2 separate regions of the Homo sapiens genome follow, and region 1 is linked to region 2. Evidence: read pairs that join two places in POLR2A ChIA-PET (ENCODE). Cell type or tissue: Caco-2. All regions are shown on one strand. Each heading gives the region's core, and the rest is flanking DNA. Links, peaks and the distances in the headings are about the cores only. Region 1 overlaps STYXL1 (serine/threonine/tyrosine interacting like 1). Region 2 has its middle 37 kb from the start of MDH2.

Evidence for each region. Peaks named below come from ENCODE experiments on the same cell type or tissue, not always from the same donor. Only the 100,000 strongest peaks of a DNase experiment are listed, where the experiment ranks them.
Region 1: POLR2A ChIA-PET joins it to region 2 with 5 read pairs; 17 of 35 experiments call an interaction of 5 or more read pairs at or near these places.

Annotation. Positions count from the first base shown.
Region 1 is chr7:76,023,635-76,034,840 of GRCh38, forward strand. It overlaps STYXL1 (serine/threonine/tyrosine interacting like 1), which reads right to left. Exons shown (of 9, transcript NM_001317785.2): 2 at 6,787-6,893; 3 at 5,008-5,069. The coding sequence starts at 6,889. Among named protein-coding and RNA genes, the nearest start is that of STYXL1, 19 kb to the right of the region's middle. In Caco-2, for the core only: no CTCF peak of the experiment used is centred there; a DNase peak (open chromatin) is centred at 6,223.
Region 2 is chr7:76,079,884-76,091,089 of GRCh38, forward strand. It overlaps the pseudogene RNU6-863P. Among named protein-coding and RNA genes, the nearest start is that of MDH2, 37 kb to the left of the region's middle. In Caco-2, for the core only: no CTCF peak of the experiment used is centred there; no DNase peak of the experiment used is centred there.

The sequences.
Region 1 (11,206 bases), core at 1,724-9,723, 56 kb before region 2:
GAGGATCACTTGAGTCTGGGAGGTGGAGGCTGCAGTGAGCTATGATTGCATCACTGCGCTCCAGCCTGGGTGACAGCAAGACTTGTCTCAAACCAACAAGGCCGGGCGCGGAGGCTCATGTCTGTAATCCCAGCACTTTGGGAGGCCAAGGTGGGCGGATCACCTGAGGTCAGTTCGAGATCAGCCTGGCCAACATGGTGAAACCTCATCTCTACTAAAAATACAAAAATTAGCCAGGTGTGGTGGCACACGCCTATAGTACCAGCTACCAAAGAGGCTGAGGCAGGAGAATGGCTTGAACCCGGGAGGCAGAGGTTGCAGTGAGCCGAGATCGCGTCACTGCACTCAAGCCTGGGCAACAGAGTGAAACTGTCTCAAAACAACAAGAACACCACCACCACTTAAAAAGAAGGCAGTAAACAGATGCCTTCTCAGGTCCCACTGTGTTGTCCAGGCTCGTCTCAAACTCTTGAGCTCAAGCAAACTCCCCACCTCGGCCTCCCAAAGTGTTGGGATTACAGACTTAAGCCACCGTGCCTGGCCAGAATATTACTTTAGAGAGCACCACTAGAAACCCATGGTTTGAGCAGAGAGAGGAGACGTTCCCCTCAAAAAGGGGGAGGTGTTGGGCAGAAAAACAACCGATATTCACCACACCCACTTTTAGGGAAAAAGACACTACCATATTAAAAGTACAAATCAGGCCAGGCCTGGTGGCTCATGCCTGTCATCCCAGCACTATGGGAGGCTGAGGAGGGAGGACTGCTTGAGCCCAGGCGTTCAAGACCAGCCTGGGTAACATAGCGAGACCCCATCTCTACAAAAAATACAAGTTAGCTGGGTGTGGTGGTGCACACCTATGGTCCCAGCTACTGGGAAGGGTAAGGTGGGAGGACTGCTTGATCCTGGGAGTTTAAGGCTGCAGTGAGCTGTGATGGTGCCATTGCACTCCAGCCTAAGCGAGAGAGTGAGACCCTGTCTCAAAACAAAACAACAAAACAAAAAAAACAAAACAAAAAAAAGCCATACAAATTGGCCAGGTGCGGTGGCTCACACTTGTAATCCCAGCACTTTGGGAGGCCAAGGCAGGCGGATCACAAGGTCAGGAGTTTGAGACCAGCCTGACCAATATGGTGAAACTCCATCTCTACTAAAAATGCAAAAATTAGCCAGGTGTGGTGGTATGCGCCTGTAGTCCCAGCTACTTGGGAGACTGAGGCAGAAGAATTGCCTGAACCTGGGAAGCGGAGGTTGCAGTGAGCCAAGATCGTACCACTGCACTCCAGCCTGGGCGACAGAGTGAGACTCTGTCTCAAAAAAAAAAAAAAAAAAAAATTCAACAGTACGACATATTCTGTTTTCAAAAAAAAGTTACAGTATGGGATACATGTGCATCATAGAAGGAAACATGGCAGCACAGTGCTGCTAAGGTGTCAGGTGAGAGTGGAAGTGTACTGGGAATGAGGCTGGAGACAGAGGTGGTCAGATCTAAGAAGGCTGAGAACACGGGCGGGAGGGGGGTGGGGCTGGGAGCCTTTCTGTCCTGCTAGGGCTGGGAATGCCCTGAAGGCCTCAATCTGCTAACTGGGAAGCTAGAGAGGGAAGGCAAGAGCCAAGAGTGCGCCACTGCACTCCAGCCTGGGCGACAAGAGCAAGACTTTGTCTCAAAAAATAAAAATAAAAATTAAAAAAAAAAAGCTATCAGTCTGAATTGGAGACGCTGAGGGGCAGAGGCCCAGAGCAGGAGGTGCTGCCAGAATCAAAGAAATGCACAGACTTGAGAGCTGAGTGGGAATAGAGGCCCATACATCATGAGGGGCTCTGAATCGGTTGCAGCAAAAGGCCTGCAATGGGGATTAAGAGTAAGATTATGGGCCTGGTGTGGTGGCTCATGCCTGTAATCCCAGCACTTTGGAAGGTCAAGGCGGGTGGATCACCTGAGGTCAGGAGTTCAAGACCAGCCTGGCCAACATGGCGAAACTCCATCTCTACTAAAAATATAAAAATTAGCCAGGTGTGGTGGCGGGTGCCTGTAACCCCAGCTACGAGGGAGGCTGAGGCAGGAGAATCCCTTGAACTTGGGAGATGGAGGTTGCAGTGAGCTGAGATTGTACCACTGCACCGGGCAGACAGACAGAGCAAGATTCTGTCTCAAAAACACAAAAAGACAAAAAGACAATAATGATGGATTTGTACGGGGAAATATCCTGGAAAAATACAGCCTGCCCATGCTCCCTGCTGAGTTATTGAGTTATGTGCAGAAAAAGCAGCACAGAGGCCGGGCGCGGTGGCTCACGCCTGTAATTCCAGCACTTTGGGAGGCTGAGGTGGGCGGATCATGAGATCAGAAGATCGAGAGCATCCTGGCTAACACGGTGAAACCCCGTCTCTACTACGAATACAAAAAATTAGCCAGGCATGGTGGCGGGCGCCTATAGTCCCAGCTACTCGGGAGGCTGAGGCAGGATAATGGCGTTAACCCGGGAGGTGGAGCGTGCAGCGAGCTGAGATTGCACCACTGCACTCCAGCCTGGAGGACAGAGCAAGACTCTGTCTCCAAAAAAAAAAAAAAAAAAAAAAAAAAAAAAAAAAAAAGCAGCAGAGACAGGGTGTGGAAAAGTACAGCGGGAATGGGGAGGAAAGGGGAATTTTAGAAGACAAAGTTTTATTTTATTACTTTTGAGACAGGGTCTTGCTCTGTCGCCCAGGCTGGAGTGCAGTGGTGCAATCAGCCTCCTGGACTCAAGTGATCCTCCCATCTCGGCCTCCCAAGTAGCTGGTACTACAGAGGTGCCCCACCACACTGAGTTAATTTTTCAATTTTTTTGTAGAGACAGGGGTCTTGCTATGTTGCCCAGGCTGGTCTTGAACTCCTGGACTCAAGCAATCCTCCTGCTTCGGCCAACCAAAGTGCTAGGATTACAGGAGTAAGCCTCCATGCCCCGCCCAAAATTTTAGATGTAAACTTGCCAGGAATGCTAATTGCATGTGGATATGTCATTGCAGCTGTAAGCTCCAGTGAAATCTCTGGCAAGAAAGTACCCTGACAGATGTGGAGATCAAGGACAGACCAGCAGTTACATTCAGGTGGCAGAAGGAGAAAATGAAGGTGAACCAAAGAGATAGAAAATAAACCAGGAGGCCAGGCTCACGCCTGCAATCCCAGCACTTTGGGTGGCTAAGACAGGCAGATAACGAGGTCAGGAGTTCCAGACCAGCCTGGCCAACATGGTGAAACCCTGTCTCTACTAAAGATACAAAAAAAGATAAGAAAAAATTAGCCAGGTGTGGTGGCGCACGCCTGTAATCCCAGCTACAGGCTGGAGGCTGAGGCAGGAGAATCATTTGAACCTGGGAGGCAGAGGTTGCAGTGAGCCGAAATTGTGCCACTGCACTCCAGCCTGGGTGACAGGGAGAGATTCTGTCTCAAAAGAAAAAAAAAAAGAATAAAGAAAAGAAACCAGGAAAGTCAAAGAGAACCTCCAAGTTCAGGGCAGAGAATTTGATCAGGACTGCAGAGGGGAGAGACGGGTCCTGGGCAAAGGCTGCCAGGCTTCACAATCATGAGGGAGAAGACACCCTGGAGGCGTGGGGAAAAGGTTTCGCTGCAGTAGGGGACATGGTGACTGTGTGCAGGGCTCTGTCCACTCCTCAGGATGGGGAAGGGAAGAGGGGACAGGAGGGGAATGGAAGAGGGGAGGGGATGGGAAGGAAAAAAGGGAGATGCTTCCATCTTTGGATTATAGCCAATTATCTCTAGGGTTTATTGTCTGTTTGCTAAATAGAAGAGAAGGTCCATGACAGCCTGGGCAACATAATAAGATCCTGTCTTTAAAAAAAAAAAATTAGCATGTTGGCACAAGTCTGCAGTCCCAGCTACTCAGGAGGCTGAGATAGGAGGGTTGATTGAACCCAGGAGTTCAAGCCATGATTGTGCCACTGCACCCCTGCCCGGGTGACAGAGCAAGACCCTGTCCCTAAAAATTTACAACATAAAGCTCCAAAAATAAAGATAAAAATGAAAAAAATATATAAAAACAACACATAAAAACAGAAAAAATAATTAAAAACAACAAAAAAAGAAAGCTCCACAACGGCAGGGACAATGAACTCAGGCTGTTGTATTCTGTTGTATCCCCAGGGTCTGGAACAATACCTGGCATATCAAGGAATTAAATCAATATTTGGCCAGGCTTAGGCGGCTCACATGTGTAATCCCAGCGCTTTGGGAGGCTAAGGCAGGAGGATGGCTTGAGTCCAGGAGTTCAAGAGCAGCCTGGGCAACACAGTGCAACCCCATTTCTATAAAAAATACAAAAATTAGCCAGGCCTGGTGGCATTCCCCATTGTAGTCTCAGCTACTCTGGAGGCTGAGCGGCGTAGGATTGCTCGAGCCCAGGAGATATATATATATTTTTTAGACCAACACTCACTCTGTTGCCCAGGCTAGAGTACAGTGGCGTGATCTCAGCTCACTACAAACTCCGCCTCCCAGGTCCAAGCGATTCTCATGTCTCAGCCTCCTGAGTAGCTGGGACTCAGGCGTAAGCCACCACACCTGGCTAATTTTTGTATTTTTAATAGAGATGGGGTTTCACCATGTTGGCCAGTCTGGTCTTGAACTCCTGACCTCAGGTGATCTGCCCGTCTCAGCCTCACAAAGTGCTGGGACTGCAGGCATGAACCACCATGCCCAGCCAAGCCCAGGAGTTTAAGGCCGCAGTGAGCTATGATTGTGCCACTGCACTCCAGCCTGGATGACAGAGCGAGACCCGGTCTCAAAAATTAAATCAGTATTTGTCTAATGGAGTTGTTGACCATTCTTGGGGGATGGGAGGACACCTGAGAAAATGTGTGAGGGTGAGAGGTGTGGAAGACCACCACGGTGGGCACATAGAAAACAGTCCTGCTTCTGCTGCCCGCTGGATTGAGGGTGAAACTTCCCACTCTTCCCCACCCCACTGCAAGGTAGCCAGCCTGCCCCAGATCCTGACGCTGCCCATGTACCTTCTTCACTCGAAGGGCAGTGATCACATGGCTTTCGTCATACTCCCATTTGGAACGGACATCTGGAAAGGAAACGTATTTAAGAACTGAATTTGCAAAGGAACATACGACCAAACTACTCAGAGGACCTACGTCGTCATCAACGTCTATTTGTTTGGCAGTTAAGGGATAGTCATTGTCAGTTTAAAACTTGAGATGTGGGGCTGGGCGCGGTGGCATGCACCTGTAACCCCAGCACTTTGGAAGGCCGAGGCAGGTGGATCACTTGAGCCAGGAGTTCAAGACCAGCCTGGCCAACACGGCGAAATCCCATCTCTACTAAAAATACAAAAATTAGCCGGGCGTGGTGGCAGCGCCTGTAGTCCCAGCTACTCACGAGGCTGAAGGAGAATCACTTAAATCTGGAGGCTGAGGTTGCAGCAAGCCAAGATCACACCATTGCACTCCAGCCTGGGCAACAGAACAAGATTCTGTCTCATAAATAAATAAAAATGGTAAGGGGAAGGAAGAAATCAAATTTGAAGTGAGCTCACACTAAATCCCCATCCAGGTTGGAGTGCAGTGGCATGATCTCGGCTCACTGCAATCTCCGTCTCCTGGGTTCAAGCGATTTTCCTGCCTCAGCCTCCCTAGTAGCTGGGACCACAGGCACATGCCACCACACCCGGCTAATTTTTGTATTTTTAGTAGAGACGGGGTTTCACCATGTTGGCCAGGCTGGTCTCAAACTCCTGACCTCAGTTGATCCGCCCACCTCGGCCTCCCAAAACACTGGGATTACAGGCACAAGCCACCACACCTGGCCTCTTAACAGCTTTCTAAAGCAGCGATCCCCAATCTTTTTGGCACCAGGGACTGGTTTCATGGAAGACAATTTTTCCACGGAACAGGGCAGTGGGCTGGGGGGCGGGGATGGTTTGGGGATGACTCAAGCCCATTACATTTTTTGTGCATTTCTATTATTATTACATTGTAATATATAATGAAATAATTCTACCATCATGTAGAATCAGTGGAAACCCTGAACTTGTTTTCCTGTGACTAGACGGTCCCTTCTGGGGGTGACAGGAGATAGTGACAGATCATCAGGCATTAGATTCTCACAAGGAGAGCGCAACTTAGATCCCTTGAATGCACACTTCACAGTAGGGTTTGCGCTCCTGTGAGAATCTAATGCTGCTGCTGATCTGACAGCAGGTGGAGCTCAGGCGGTAATGCAAGCGATGGGGAGTGGCTGTAAATACAGATGAAGCTTCTGCTTCACCTGCTCACCTGCTGCTCACCTCCTGCTGTGCTGCCTGGTTCCTAACAGACCACAGACTGGTACTGGGGGTTGGGGGTTGCGGACTTCTTTTTTATTTTTTTTTTTCTTTTTTGAGACAGGGTCTCACTCTGTCACCCAGGCTGGAATGCAGTGGCCCAAATCTCGGCTCACTCCAACCTCCACCTTCCAGGTTCAAGCAATTCTCATGCCTCAGCCTCCTGAGTAGCTGGGATTACAGGCATGCACCACTGCAGCTAATTTTTTTGTATTTTTAGTAGAGATGGGGTTTTGCCCTGTTGGCCTGGCTGGTCTTGATCTCCTGGCTTCAAGTGATTCGCCCACCTTGGCCTTCCCAAGTGCTGGGATTACAGGCGTGTGCCACCACACCCAGCCCAGGGATCCCTGTTCTAAAGTCATTCACTGCCCCCCACCCCGCCAAAAGTTTGTTAACTCATCAAAAATAATGTTTGAAGGACACTGTGTTTGACCTCCTCCGCTTTTTTCCAAGTACTTACCCAATAAACAGAGATAGTTGGGGTCTGTTAATCTGGAGAGTTTTGTGGCCTGATTCAGGATGTTGTAAAGCTCTGTTGGTTCACATAAAAGCAAACCAGGCATCCTGCTGGGAAGAATCAATAACACACAAGGGTAACATAACTCTATTTTAGATGAATGACCACAAAGTAATATAATGAATTAAACTCTTTTTTAACATACCTTCAAGCAAAGATGACAGTAATCATGTAAATGATCAGGAATGCTTCAAAACTGTATAGTGAAATATAGTGCGCAGAGGAGAATAAAATCTTAAATACAACATATCTAGCCAGGCGTGGTGGCTCACGCCTGTAATCCCAGGACTTTGGGAGGCCGAGGCGGGTGGATCACTTGAGGCCAGGAGTTCAAGACCAGCCCGGCCAACAATGGCAAGACCCCATCTCTACTAAAAAAAAAAAAAAAAAAAAAAAAAATTGGCCAAGAGTGGTGGCTCACACCTGTAATCCCAGCACTTTAGGAGGCCGAGGCAGGTGGATCACCTAAGGTCAGGAGTTCAAGAGAAGCCTGGCCAACATGGTGAAACCCTGTTTCTGCTAAAAATACAAAAATTAGTCAGGCATGGTGGTGCACATCTATAGTCCCAGCTACTCAGGGGGCTGAGGTAGGAGAGTCGCTTGAACCCAGGAGGCGGAGGCTGCAGTGAGCTGAAATCATGCCATTGCACTCCAGCCTGGGTGACAGAGCGAGACTCTGTCTAAAATAATAATAATAATAATAATTAGCCAGGCATGGTGGTGCACACCTGTAATCCCAGCTACTCGGGAGACTGAGGCAAAAGAATCACTTGAACCTGGGAGGCAGAGGTTGCAGTGAGCCGGAATCATGCCATTGCACTCCAGCCTGGGGGACAGAGTGAGACTCTGTCTCCAAAAAAAAAAAAAAAAAAAAAAAAAAAGTAATATATTGAACTTCAAACAAAGATGAGAGTAACCAAGGAAGTGATCAGGAGGGCTTCAAAAATGTATAGTTGGCTGGGCGCAGTAGCTCACGCCTGTAATCCCAACACTTTGGGAGGCCGAGGTAGGTGGATCACCTGAGGTCAGGAGTTTGAGACCAGCCTGGCCAACATGGTGAAACCCCATCTCTACTAAAAATACAAAAATTACCTGGGAATGGTGGCAGGCACCTGTAATCCCAGCTACTTGGGAGGCTGAGGCAGGAGAATCACTTGAACCCGGGAGGCGGAGGTTGAAGTGAGCCAAGATTGCACCACTGCACTCCAGCCTGGGCTACAGAATAAGACTCCATCTCAAAAAAAAAAAAAAATGTGTAGTGAAATGTGGGCAGAGAATAAAATCTTGAATACAACGTTATCTGAGCCATATACATACCACATGGGCTGTAAAACAGCTGCCAGTTCATTTGCTTATTTAGCAAATAATTACTGAGCACCTACTATGTCCCAGGCACTGGAAATAACTGTGGTAAACAAAACCTGCCTTCATGAAGGTTATAGTCTAGCATGGAATGCAGACACTTGCAGAAAGAATTGCAAGATGCAAGAGCACTATAAAAGATCTCAGGGCCATGCATAGTGACTCATGCCTGCAATCTCAGCACTTGGGGAGGCCTAGGCAGGAGGATCACTTGATCCCAGGAATTCAAGACCAGCCTGGACCACATAGCAAGACCCTGTAATACAAATTAGCTGGGCATGGTGGTATACACCTATAGTCCCAGCTATTCAGGAGGCCAAGGTAGGGGGGATTGCTTGAGGCTGGGGGTTCAAGACCAGCCTGGACAACATAGTGAGACCCCATCTCTAAAAAAAAAAAAAAATTCTTAAACTAGCCAGGTGTGGTGGCACATGCCTGTGGCCCCAGCAACTCAGGAGGCTGAGGTGGGAGAATCACTTGAGGCTGGGAGGTGGGGCTGCAGTAAGCCGTGATCACACCACCACAATCCCGTCTGGGCAACAGAGTGAGACCCTGTCTTGAAAAAAAAAAAAAAAGAAGGAGGAGGATCAGCTGGGCGTGGTGGCTCACATCTGTAATCCCAGCACTTTTCGAGGCTGAGGCAGGCAGATCACCTTTGGTCAGGAGTTCAAGACCAACATGGCAAAACTCCGTCTCTACTAAAAATACAAAAATTAGCTGGGTGTGGTGGTGCATGCCTGTAGTCCCAGCTACTCGGGAGGCTGAGGCAGGAGAATTTCTTGAACCTGGGAGGCAGAGGTTGCAGTGAGCTGAGACTGCACTACTGCACTCCAGCCTGGGTGACAGAGTAACTTTGTCTCAAAAAAACAAACAAACAAACAAAAACAAGTAGGATCCATTGTGACAGGAGTACCTAACAGGAGGTTCTCACCTAGTTGGGGGAATGGGAAAAGGGTTGTCTGAGGATGTGACTGCTAAACTGAGACAGAAGGTTGGGCAAGAGGAAGAGGGAGGGGGAGAGAGGACGAAACAAAGGATAAGAACATTCTGCTTGGAGCAGGGGCAAGTGCAGTACCTAAGAGAGTTCAAAGGAGCCTGGTGTGGCTCCTTTGATGACACTGCAGAGGCCAACACAGATGGCCTCTACGTTAAGGATCCCGACAGTCATTGTTGGGTGGAGAATCACTGATGTGTCCAGAGCTAGGCTCGGGCTCCAGTTGGCAGAGCTGCTCTTGGGACACTGGCTCCTGGGCCCAATTGTTTCTGGAAGGGTCAGGCCTGTGCAGGAGCTTCCTGTAGGAAGGCTTTTATTTTATTTATTTTTGAGACAGGGTCTTTTTCTGTCATCCAGGCTTGAGTACGGTGGTGTGATCATGGCTGACTGCGGCCACAAACTCCCAGGCTCAAGCAATCCTCTGGCCTCAGCCTCCTGAGTAGCTGGGACTACAGCGTATGCCATCATGCCCGGCTAAGTTTTGAATTTTGTGGAGATGGGGGTCTCACACTATGTTGCCCAGTCTGGTCTCAAACTCCTGTCCACAAGTGATCCTCCCTCCTCGGCCTCCCAAAGTGCTGGCATGACAGGTGTGAGCCACTGCACCTGGCCAGCTATCTTTTAGCAAGAGGGCTAGAAGGAGAGCAGAGTGGAGCCTCTGGAGGCCAGTGGGGGATGGCGAAGGGGAGAAGTTGAGTCCAGGGGTAATCTTGCTCTAAACGGTTAGGCTCCACTTCAGAGTTACCAGACGATGCTCCTGGGAAATGCCAGCACCTCAACTTAAACCTCAGATCCTTCTCACCTCCTCAAAGACTTCAGTTCTCAGCACCCCCTCCACAGCATCATCAGTTTCAGCCTCCACATGGGTCCTTCCTGTTGACATGCAAACATCCTCTTGTACCTATCTGTTCTTCTTTCCAGCAGAAGCGTGGAAAGAGAAACACCATCTCTCAAAAGCGTGGTGTTTCATTTACCGCCTCCACTTCTTCACCTCCAATTATGCTGTCCCTGGAGTCAAACTCTTTTAGGTCTGAATCCTGGCTCTGCGATTCACTATCAGCTGCCTGGCCCTAAGGAGTGGTTAGCTTCTCTGTGCCTCAGTCCCCACCTCTGTAAAATGGGGGTGAGAATAATATTGCCACTTCTATATAATGAGGGTGACAGTACCTGCCTGGTGTATGTGGATTCATGAAGTCACATTTGTCAGGCATTCTAAGCAGGGAGGAAATACTCAGTGAGTACTGGCCATGGGCATAACCTACTTCTTTGGAGCTGCTGCCTTTTTTTGAGACAAGGTCTTGCTCTGTTGCCCATGTTGGAGTGCAGTGGCACTATCATAGCTTGCTGCAGCCTCAACCTCCTGGGCTCAAGTGATCCTCCTACCTCAGACTCCTACGTAATTGGAACTACAGGCACATGCCACCATGGCCGGCTAATTTTTTTTTAAGAGATGGGGTCTCACTATGTTGCCCAGGCTGGTTCCCCTGGAGCTTCCAACCCTACCAAACCACAAAGACTGCTCTGTATCAAAGTCATCAACAATGTCCATCTTGCCTAAGCCATTGGTCACTTCCCTCTGGGCTCAAACGCCTCAGCCTCTTAGGAGCATGTAACACGGCTGAGCATTGTTTCTTCCCCAGACACTCTCCCCTCCCAAGAAAAAGCACTCTCCAAGCTTCCCTTCTTCCTTGCAGACTGTTCCTCTCCAGCTCTGCATGGAAGAATGCCCCCGGGCTTACTTTCCTTTTTTTCTGCTTTATCTACACTCACTCTAGGGTAGGGGGTTTCTCAACCTTGACACCACTGACGTCCGGGGCCAGGTAACTCTATGTGTGGGGAGCTGGCCTGTGCACTGCTATGTTGAGTGGCATCCCTGGCCTCTGCCTAGTGGATGCCGGAAGCAAACTGTACCTCTTCCCATCACCAGTAACAGAAAGTATCTCCAGACATCACTAAGGGTCCCCTGGAAGAAGGGGGCAAGATCACCCGTAGCTGAGGACCAACACT
Region 2 (11,206 bases), core at 1,619-9,618:
TCCCAAACAGGTGGAACTACAGGCATGAGCCACTGCACTGAGCGTGAAGAGATTTCTTTAATCTACTATCCCATACTTAATAGGACTGGGAAAGGCAGTAGTGTTTTTTAAAATTACTTAATAATTCAGTAAGAATCTAACACAACCTTGACCCCTGCCTTCTCTCACACCCCACATCCAGTCTGTCAGGAAATCCTGTTGACTGTCTTCAACATGTACTGAAGATCCCCACCCAGCAACTCCCTGGCCTCCTCCCCAACTTCTCTCCTCTGACTATCTCTCACCACCACCACGACCCTGGTCAAGACCACTATCATCTCCCACCTCGATGTTGCCACAACTTGGCCCCCATGCTTCTATCCAAATCTTCCCACAGTCTTTCTCAACTCAGCAGCCAGAGAATGCTTTTAAATCGGCAGACAGATCATGTCGCCTCTCTGCTCAGAACCCTCCTGAATTTCCCATCTAGCCCAGCAATAACCTCCCAGGGCTTACACAGTCTGTACCGATCCCTGCCCAGCAAATCTCTGGCCTGCTGCCCTAATTTTCTCCCTCTCTCCTTCTGCTCCACTAGCCTCCTTCCAGAGCCTCAGACACACCTCAGACACCTTATTCCGTTGTTTCTGCCTACAATGCTCTTCCCACAGCACCTTGGCCAACTCCTTCCCCTCCTTCAAGTCTTTGCTTAATTTTTACTTAGGAGGCCACCCCTGACTATTCTATTGCCATCTGTCCCCTTGCCCACCATGCTCATTTATTCTTTTTTTTTTTTTTTTTTTTTTTTGTGAAGACAAGATCTCACTCTGCCACCAAGGCTGGAGCGCAGTGGTGCAATCACAGCTCACTGCAACCTCTAATTCCCAGGCTCAAGCAATCCTCCCACCTCAGCCTCCCTAGTAGCTGGGACTACAGGTGCATGTCATCAAGCCTGGCTGATTTCTTTTATTATTTTATTTTATTTTATCTTATTTTAAGATGGAGTTTCACTCTTGTCGCCCAGGCTGGAGTGCAATGGTGCGATCCTGACTCACTACAACCTCCACCTCCCAGTTTCAAGGGTGTCTCCTGCCTCAGCCTTCCCAGTAACTGGGATTACAGGCGCATGCCACCATACCCGGCTAACTTTTGTATTTTCAGTAGATATGGGGTTTTGCCATGTTGGCCAGGCTGTTCTCGAACTCCTGACCTCAGGTGATCTGCCTGCCTCAGCCTCCCAAAGTGCTGAAATTACAGGTGCAAGCCACCGTGCCCAGCCATTTTTAAAATTTTTTGTAGAGACAGGGTCTCACTATGTTGTGCAGGCTAGTCTTGAACTCCTGGCCTCAAGTGATCCTCCTGCCTGGATTCCTAAAGTGCTGGGATTACCAGCATGAGCCACCATGCCTGGCTTTATGTTCATTTCTTCTTGTGGCTGCAACAAACTTTCCTACATTTAGTGGCTAAAAACACCACAAATAAACCATCTTACAATTCTTGGGGCCTTGAAGCCCCAACTAGGTCTATTAAAGCTAAAGTCAAGGTGTCAGCAGGGCTGCATTCCTTTTGAAGGCTCTAACGTGTTCTCTTGGCTTTTCCAGCTTCTAGAAGCCACCCCCATTCCTTGGATCATGGCCCCTTACTCCATCTTCAAAGCCAGAAGTGAAGCATCTTCAAATCTCCCTCTCTGACCTCGACTTCCATCACCACATCTCCTGCTCCAGTTCTGACTCTCCTACCCTCTTTCTTTTATAAAGATCCTTGTGATTCACCTGAGGTCAAGAGTTCGAGACCAGCCTGAACAACAGGGAGAAACCCCGTCTCTACTAAAAATACAAAAATTAGCCGGGCATAGTGGCGCATGCCTGTATTCCCAGCTACTCTGGAGGCTGAGGCAGGAGAACTGCTTGAACCCAGGAGGCAGAGGTTGCGCTACGGCACTCCAGCCTGAGCAACAAGAGCGAAACTCCGTCTCAAAAAAAAAAACAACCAAAAAAAAAAAAAATCCTTGTAATTGCTGGGCATGGTGGCTGCCACCCATAATCCCAACACTTTGGGAGGTCAAAGCAGGAGGAACACTTGAGGCCCAGAGTTTGAAACTAGCCAGGACAACAGTGAGACCCCACCTCTACAAAAAAATAAAAATGAATATTAGTCAGACATGGTGGTGTGTGCCTGTACTCCCAGCTACTTGAGAGGCTGAGGTGAGATGATCGCTTTAACCCAGGAGTTTGAGATCAGTCTGGGCAACATAACTAAATTTCATCTCTACAAAAATGAGTTGGGCATGGGTGACATGCATGTGTAGTCCCAGCTACTTGAGAGGCTGCTGTGGGAGGATCACTTGAGCTCAGGAGGTCAAAGCTATAGTGAGCTATGATCACATCACTGCACTCCAGCCTGGATGACACGGGGAGATTTTGTCTCAAAAAAAGAAAAGAAAAATATATTTGGTCTCTGTCCCTGGTTCCTGGCACAGAGCTTCTAAAGCTTTTATAAAGACCTCAGTGTTAGAGGTGATAGGAGCATCTTTTGTTTTAATATTTGGTCTTTGTCCCAGATTTCTAACCCAAGAGCCTTTAAGAACTTTGGGATCTCCAGCATGATAAGAATGCATTTGGGGGTATTGTTGAGATGATGAGTGGCTGCAAGCTCCTAGATTTCTTTAGGAGGAGGGCTGATTGCCAGAAAAAGCAACCACATGATTAGAGGCTTGGAACTTTCAGTCTCACCCACTTAACTCCAGGAGGCAAGACTGGCTGGAGACTGACTTAATCACCAGTGGCCAAGGATTTTATCAATCGTGCTTGCATAATAAAGCCTCCATAAACACCCTGAACAACAGGGATTGCAGAGCTTCTGGGTTGCTGAACATAGGAGATGCTGGGAGGGTAGCATGTTCAACAAAGTGCATGGGAGCTCTGTGCCCCTCCCCACTTACCCTGCCCCGGGCATTTTTTTTTTTTTTTTTTTGAGAAAGTGTCTGGCTCTTTTATCCAGGCTAGAGTGCAATGGCACAATCTTACCTCACTGCAACCTAAGCCTCCCCAGATCAAAACATCCTCCCACCTCAGCTTCCCTAGTAACTGGAACCACAGGTGCACGCCACTGCGCTCATTTATTTATTTATTTATTTATTTATTTATTTATTTATTGAGACGGAGTCTAGTTCTGTAGTAACTGGAACTACAGGTACACATCACCCCACTCAATTTATTTATTTATTGAGACAGAGTCTAGTTCTGTCGCCCAGGCTAAAGTGCAGTGGTGTGATCTCAGCTCACTGCAACCTCCACCTTCCGGGTTCAAGCGATTCTCCTGCCTCAGACTCCTGAGAAGCTAGGATTATAGGAGCACGCCACCATGCCTGGCTAATTTTTGCATTTTTAGTAGAGACGGGGTTTCACCATGGTGGTCAGACCGGTCTCGAACTCCTGACCTCGTGATTCGCCCACCTTGGCCTCCCAAAGTGCTGGGATTACAGGCTTGAGCCACCGTGCCCAGCTTTTTAAAAATTTTTTAGAGACAGGGTTTCACCATGTTGCCCAGGCTGGTCTCAAACTCCTGAGTTTAAGCAATCCTCCCACCTCGGCCTCCCAAAGTGCTGGGATTAGTGTGAGCCACTGCATCTGGCATGTACATCTCTTTCATCAGCTGGATAATGTATCTGCGATGTATCCTTTACAAAGATGTATCCTTTACACCGCTGGATCTGCAGTGCATCCTTTACAAGGAACCAGTAACAGGAAATGAACTGGCCCGATGTGGTGGTTCACATCTGTAATCCCAGCGCTTCAAAGAGGCTGAGGTGGGAGGATCACTTGGGCCCAGGAATTTGTGGCCAACCTGTGCAACATAACAAGACCCCATCTCTACAAAAAATAAATTAGCCAGAAATAGTGGCGCAAGCGTGTAGTCTCAGCTACTAGGGAGGCTGAGGTGGTCAGGACCACTTGATCCCAGGCAGTCGAAGCTGCAGTGAGCTGTGACTGCACCACTACACACCAGCCTGGGCAACAAAATGAGACCCTGTCTCTCAGAAAAAAAGGAAACAAACTGTTTTTCTGAGTTCCGTAAGCTGTTCTAGCAAATGATTAAACCCCAAGAAGGGGGTCATGGGAACCCCTGATTTGTAACAGGTTGGTCAAAAGTATAGGTGACAACCTAGGACTTGCCATTGGCATGTGAAGCGAGGGTGGTCTCGTGGGACTGAGCCCGTAACCTGTGGGGTCTACACCAACTCCAAGAAGTGTCAGAATAAAATTGTGGGATACCCAGTTAATATCCAGAGCATTGGAGAACTTGGTGTAGAAATTCCACACACACATTCAGTCAGAAGTGTGTGAGTAGAGACAAACACGGGCTTTTCTTTCACCTGTCTACCTGCTTAACTGCATAGGAGAGGCAACATGTGGTGCTCATGAACAAAGCAAACATTAAAGTCAGACCAGACCCAACATTTGACTCACTCTTAATATCCAGGTGAGCTTGGGCAATCACTCATCATTCCTAAGTCTTCATCACTTCATTCACAAAATGGGGATAACTGTGGCACCTACCTGTGATTTTGTGAGAATTAATGAAATATTATGCTTGATGTTATTGTGATCATTATACCTATTCCAAACTATCTGACAAGGACAGTGATAGACGATAACATCAAAAGATTAGAAACTGTAATGAGGTCTCTTGGGCAAAATTCCATACAAGCAAATTACTCTCTCTCCAAAGCATTCCTGCCACAATTAATTCACCATTCCCTGAATAAAATGTGCCATCTTTATTGACCAGGTCTTTACAGTGCTGGTTTCCCTGCTTGAGCAGCTCACTCCATCTCAGCCCATTCCCCATCCCTCCACCTCCCCCTTCTCTGCCCACTCTCATACAATTCTTCCTCATCTTTCAGGACCCAGCTTCAATGTCACCTTAACTGGATGCTTCTCTCACCCTCCAGAAGTGCTTCTTATTGCATTGGATGCATGCACTATTATTTGATCATTTTTGAGTCATAGTCCAAGTCTTTTTGTAACTGAATAACATGTTGCCCAATCAGTCTCTCTTCCTGGACTCTGAAGTCTTTCATGGTAGATCCAGCTGGAAGTGACAAAAAGATATTCTTTAAAAAAAAAAAAAAAGGGATGACACAGACAGACACAAGTTCTTAAACGTTTTAAATGGTATGTGAAAAGCAAACAAAATTCAAAGCCTTATGGGGAACACTTAGGAAGGAAAGAATTACTGGGAACTTCATAAAGGGTTAATTTTTTTTTTTTTTTTTTTTTTTTTTTTGAGACAGTCTTGCTCTGTTGCCCAGGCTGGAGTGCAGTGGCGCAATCTCGGCTCACTACAAGCTCTGCCTCCTGGGTTCACACCATTCTCCTGCCTTAGCCTCCCGAGTAGCTGGGACTACAGGTACCTGCCACCAAACCTGGCTAATTTTTTGTACTTTTAGTACAGATGGGGTTTCACCGTGTTAGCCAGGATGGTCTCAATCTCCTGACCTCGTGATCTGCCTGCCTCGGCCTCCCAAAGTGCTGGGACTACAGGCGTGAGCCACCATGCCCAGTCTAATTTTTATTTTATTTTATTTTTTGAGACTGAGTCTCATTCTGTTACCTATGCTGGAATGCAGTGGTGCAATCAGGGCTCACTGCAGCCTCGACCTCCTGGGCTCAAGTAATCTCCCCTAATTTTTATTTAAGAAATTCAGTCTTGGTTGAGCGTGGTAGCTTACGCCTGTAATCTCAACACTTTGGGAGGCTGAGAGGGGTGGATTACTCGAGCCCAGCAGTTTGAGATCAGCCTGGGCAACACATTAAGACCCTGTCTCTATGCAAAAAAACAGAGTGAATTTATGAAAGGCAATTTTTCCCACAGACTGGTGGTGGAGGGAATGACTTCAGGATGATTCAAGTGCATTACATATATTGTGCACTTTATTTCTATTATTATTGCATTGTAATATACAATGAAATAATTCTACAACTCATGATAATGTACAATCAGTGGGATCTCTGAACTTATTTTCCTGCAACTAGACTGTCCATCTGGGGCGAAGGGAGAAACAGGCATTAGATTCTCATAAGGAGCACGCAACCTAGATCCCTTACCTGCACACTTCACAACAGGGTTCATGCTCCTATGAGAATCTAATGCTGCCGCTGATCTGACAAGACATGGCGCTCAGGTGGTCATGTGAGCAATGGGGAGGGGCTATAAATACAGATGAAGTTTCCCCTCACTCACCTGCTGCTCACCTCTGGCTCTGTGGCCCTGTGGATGGAGACCCCTGCTCGAGTGCATTCGTAAGTATCCATCCCATACCATTCTTCAGACTCATCTATACTGCCGCAGTGGTCAAGTGTAGCACCCTTAGCTTGAATGGCATATGCCTCGGCTGGCATTTCATCACAATCAACATTAAGTGGTAGCTTGAGTCATTGTGAGGTCACTTCCTAGAAATCATCAGCATCCCATGTCCCACTGGCAAATAGCTCAGCTCTGCTCCTTGGATAACCAAACCTATGCCTAAATCCCATCTGTGTGGGTCCATCTCCTGGTACCCTTCCCAGCATCAATTCTGTATTTCTAGGAGTCCAATCAGGAGATATAAACCACTCAGAAGTTTAAACTAAAATGGGCATAGTGGCTCACACCTGTAATCCCAGCACTTTGGGAGGCCAAGGCGGGTGATCGCTTTGAGCTCAGGAGTTTGAGACCAGCCTGGGAAACGTGGCGAAACACCGTCTCTACAAAAAACACAAAAATTAGCCAGGCGTGGTGGCACATATCTGTAATCCCAGCTACTCAGGAGGCTGAGGAAGGAGAATTGCTTGAGCCTGGGAAGTGGAGGTAGCCATGAGCAGAGATCGTGCCACTGCACTTTAGCCTAGGTGATCGAGTGAGACCCAGTACCAATAAAAAACAAAAAAAAAGTAAAAAAATATATATATATATGTAAATTTAATATAAAAAGTATTAATTATAACAGAGGATTGGCGTAATGAGTGACACACTAGCACAAATGAAAGACAACTCTAGAGAATACAGAACTAGCAGAGGCCAGGCATGGTGGCTCATGCCTGTAATCCCAGCAATTTGGGAAGCCTAGGCAGGAGGATCGCTTGAGGACAGGAGTTGGAGACCAGTCTGGGCAACATAGTGAGACCCTGTGTCTACCAAAAAAAGAAAAAAAATTAGCCAGGTGTGGTGGTGGTGCACACCTATAGTTCCAGCTACTTTGGAGTCTGGGGTGGGAAGATCCCTTGCGCCTGAAAAGTCTAGGCTGCAGTGAGTATGGGTGGATTTTGGTGTACACAGAAATGGGGGAGCTGGAACTAATCCCCCCAATATACCAAGAGACAAATTGTATCTGTTTTTACAATTATACTGTAGGATACATTATGTTCCATGACAATGGTAATTTTTAATGACAGTTTTTAATTGAGTGGAATTACCATAAAAATAATAAAAGTAGCAGCTAATATTTACTGAGCTGTTACTAGGTGCCTATAAATACCATAAATTTTTAAATTCCCCATAACTCTTCCTTATTCCACTTAACCACTTTATCTTAAATTACTCATGCTTGCTTCAGTAGCACGTATACTACAGTTGGAACAATAGGGAGATTGGCATGGCCTCTGTGCAAGAACGACATGCAAGTTTCTGAATCATTCCATATTTTTTTTAAAAAGAGAAAAAAATTACATCCGGATTTTCACTGTGTGCATATGACCTTTTGTTTAGGTTGAATTATATCCAAAGATGGTATTTCCAGAAGTGAGATTACTGTGAGTCACAGGGCGTGAGCATTCTTATTACACTTGATGTAAACTGTCGAGCTTTCAGGCATGGTGGCTGTCTGCTTATAATTCCAGCACTTTGGGAGGCTGAGGTGGGAGGATTGCTTGAGCCCAGGAAGTTGTGGCTGCAGTGAGCCATAATTGCACCACTGCACTCCAGTCTGGGCAACAGAGTGAGACAGAAGGTTGACTGTTTAATAGAATTTTTCTGTTGACTTGAAGATATGGCCATGACTGTGCCATATGAAAATTCTTCATAAAATAATTATCTCATCCAATTAAATGTTGGAATTGGGAACAGAAAATGTTTTGGTGACTATTTATTCCTTCACTTGCTATTACAGAAACTACTGCCAGTGGGCACTTAACAACCAAAAGTGTCATCTCTGAGCTACTCACAATGAAAGGTGATGTCTGGGGCCCAGGTGTGTTGAGGTCCCCATGTCTGGGCTATGGGTGCTGAGTGGGACTTACTTGTCCATCCATTTTCTATATTCCAGCACTGGGAAACTTGGGTTTATCCATCTTGATAAGAGGTCATTTAAATTCCACCTGGCAAAAACCACAAATGGAAAAAAGGCAATGAAACTACAGGCTAGCCCTTGTTCTCAAAAGAATATTTAGCTTAGGTGGTTCTGTAAAAGAGGAATCACATTGTTGAAAACTCATCACAGGTCAGGTGAGGTGGCTCACACCTATAATCCCAGCCCATTGGGAGACTAAGGCAGGAGGATATCCCATGAGGCCAAAAGTTCAAGACCAGCCTGGGTAACACAGTGAAACCTCATCTCTACAAAAAATTAGAAAATGAGCTGGGTGCGGGGGCACATTCCTATAGTCCCAGCTACTTTGGAGGCTGAAGTGGGAGGATCAAAGTGGAAGCTGCAGAAGTAGAAGCTGCAGTGAGCTCTGATCCCACTGCACTCCAGCCTGGGTGACAGAGTGAGAAAACATACACACACACACACACACACACACACACCCCTCATCTCAGTCTGCCCAGCCTTCACACACACACACACACTCATCTCAGTCTGCCCAGCCTTCACACACACACACACACACACACACACACACCTCATCTCAGTCTGCCCAGCCTTGACTAGTGAAAAAGGTCTTCTGGTTACAGAAGACGTATGCTCTTTTTTAGGACCGGGATGGACCAGCAAGCTTGTTCACAGCCTTTCCCTCATCCTCTGCTTAGTTTTCCAAGAAACTTCAGGTGGAAAGGGAGTCCCTGGGGAAAAGACCTAACTCATCAGGTTACCAAAGGAGAAATTTGCATCCTTTGTCAATTAATAAATGGAACACCTGCCTTAAAAACCAGGGAGTTCTGCTAGGGTGAATCACTCCCTACAACCCTGACCTATGCAGGGAATGTAAAAACCTGGAGTTTGGGGACCTATAATATTGAAGGCCACATTGCAGATGTGGAGACCTTACCAAAGTACAGCCTTTCCACAAAGCACTACCGAACACCAGCTGGCTGTCTCCATGGGACACCGCTGTATCTCTGGCTCTCGTTTCCCCCAGAGATGCTCTATTCCAGCCTTCTCTTACATTTTGTATCCTGCACAGTTCCTGGCATAAGGACTTACAACATATCAGGCTGCTATGTTAATGGTGATCTACTGCAGATCCAACTTGAGATTCTGGCAGGGCGCTTTGTGTTTGAGAAATTAAAGGGGAGAGAATGGACCCAGCCTGCTGGAATATAAAAAATTTAAAGAAGAAAAAAATATTAAAATAAAAATTTCTCCTAAAGAGCACTCAAAAGCACACTCCCACCAATGCTAGATCTATTTACCTCTCTCTTGCTTTTTTTTTTCTGAGATAGGGTCTCACTCTGTCACTCAGACTGGAGTGCAGTGGCAAGATCACTGCTTACTGCAGCTTTCAACTCCTGGGGTCAAGCTATCCTCCCACTTCAGCCTCCTGAGTAGCTGGGATTACAGGTGAATGCCACCATGCCTGGCTAATTTTTTAATTTTTTGTAGAGACGGGGTCTCACTATGTGGCCCAGACTGGTCTTGAACTCCTGGGTCAAACTAATCCTCCCGCCTTCGCCTCCGAAAGTGCTAGGATTATAGGCTTTAGCCACTGTGCCCAGTCTATTTATCTTTCTATAACTCATATATTAAATCTTCCTCCTTAAATCACCTCCTACCCACCCATCTGCAGGGATAGCAAACACAGGTCTCAGCAGGTCAGGCAACCTACAGGAGGGAATGAGGCCAGAGTAATGTGGGAGACCAGGGGGAACTGTAGCAAACTGCAAGGTATTCACTTCAATAGTTCTTCAACACTGTGATGGTCAAACCAAACACAGAAACAGGAAGCCCAGTTCAGTCGCCAGCAGCCAATGTGGGATATTTGATCTACATGCTACAGGGCAAACTGCTTACGATAAATGACCTGGTCTCCACCAACCTGCTCTTCAAGTCCAGCCGCTCCTGCCCAACTCCCTACACTCTACTGACACGACCCACATTCACAGTACTCTCCTGAAACTTTGCTTGTTCACTCTTTTTTTATTTTCCCAATGAATATTTCTTTTTCTTTTTTTTACTTTTTTTGAGACAGAGTCCCCTTCTGTTACACAGGCTGAAGTACAGGCGGATGATTATGGCTCACTGCAGCTTCGTTATGGCTCACTGCAGCTTCCGTCACCTGGGCTCAAGTGATCCTCCCACCTTAGCCTCCCAAGTAGCGGGGATTACAGTCATGTAACACCACACCCAGCTAAATTTATTATTTTTTCTTGTCTTTTTTTTTTTTTTTTTTTTTTTTCAGACGGAGTCTCGCTCTGTTGCCCAGACTGGAGTGCAGTGGCATGATCTCAGCTCACTGCAACCTCTGCCTCCTGGGTTCAAGCAATTCTCTTTCCTCAGCCTCCCGAGTAGCTGGGATTACAGGTGCATGCCACCATGCCTGACTAATTTTTATATTTTTAGTAGAGATGGGGTTTTACCATGTTCACTAGGCTGGTCTTGAACTCCTGACCTCAGATGATCTGCCCACGTCGGCCTCCCAAAGTGCTGGGATTACAAGTGTGAGCCACCGTGCCTGGCCAGTTTATTATTTTTTCTAGAGACAGGGTCTCACTACGTTGCCCAGGCTGGCCTTGAACTCCTGGGCACAAGCAATCCTCTGGCCCCCACCTTCCAAAAAGCTGGGATTACAGGCTTGCGCCAACACATCAGGCCCTAACAAACACTTCTTGAGCTCCTACTATATACCAGGCACTATAATAGGTGCCCAGGAAACAGCGGTGAACAAGGTATAACAGTTTCTGCCCTTGGCCGGGCGTGGTGGCTCATGCCTGTAATCCCAGCACTTTGGGAAGCCGAGGCCGGTGAATCACCTGAAGTCAGGAGTTCGAGACCAGCCTGACGAACATGGTGAAACCCTGTCTCTATTAAAAG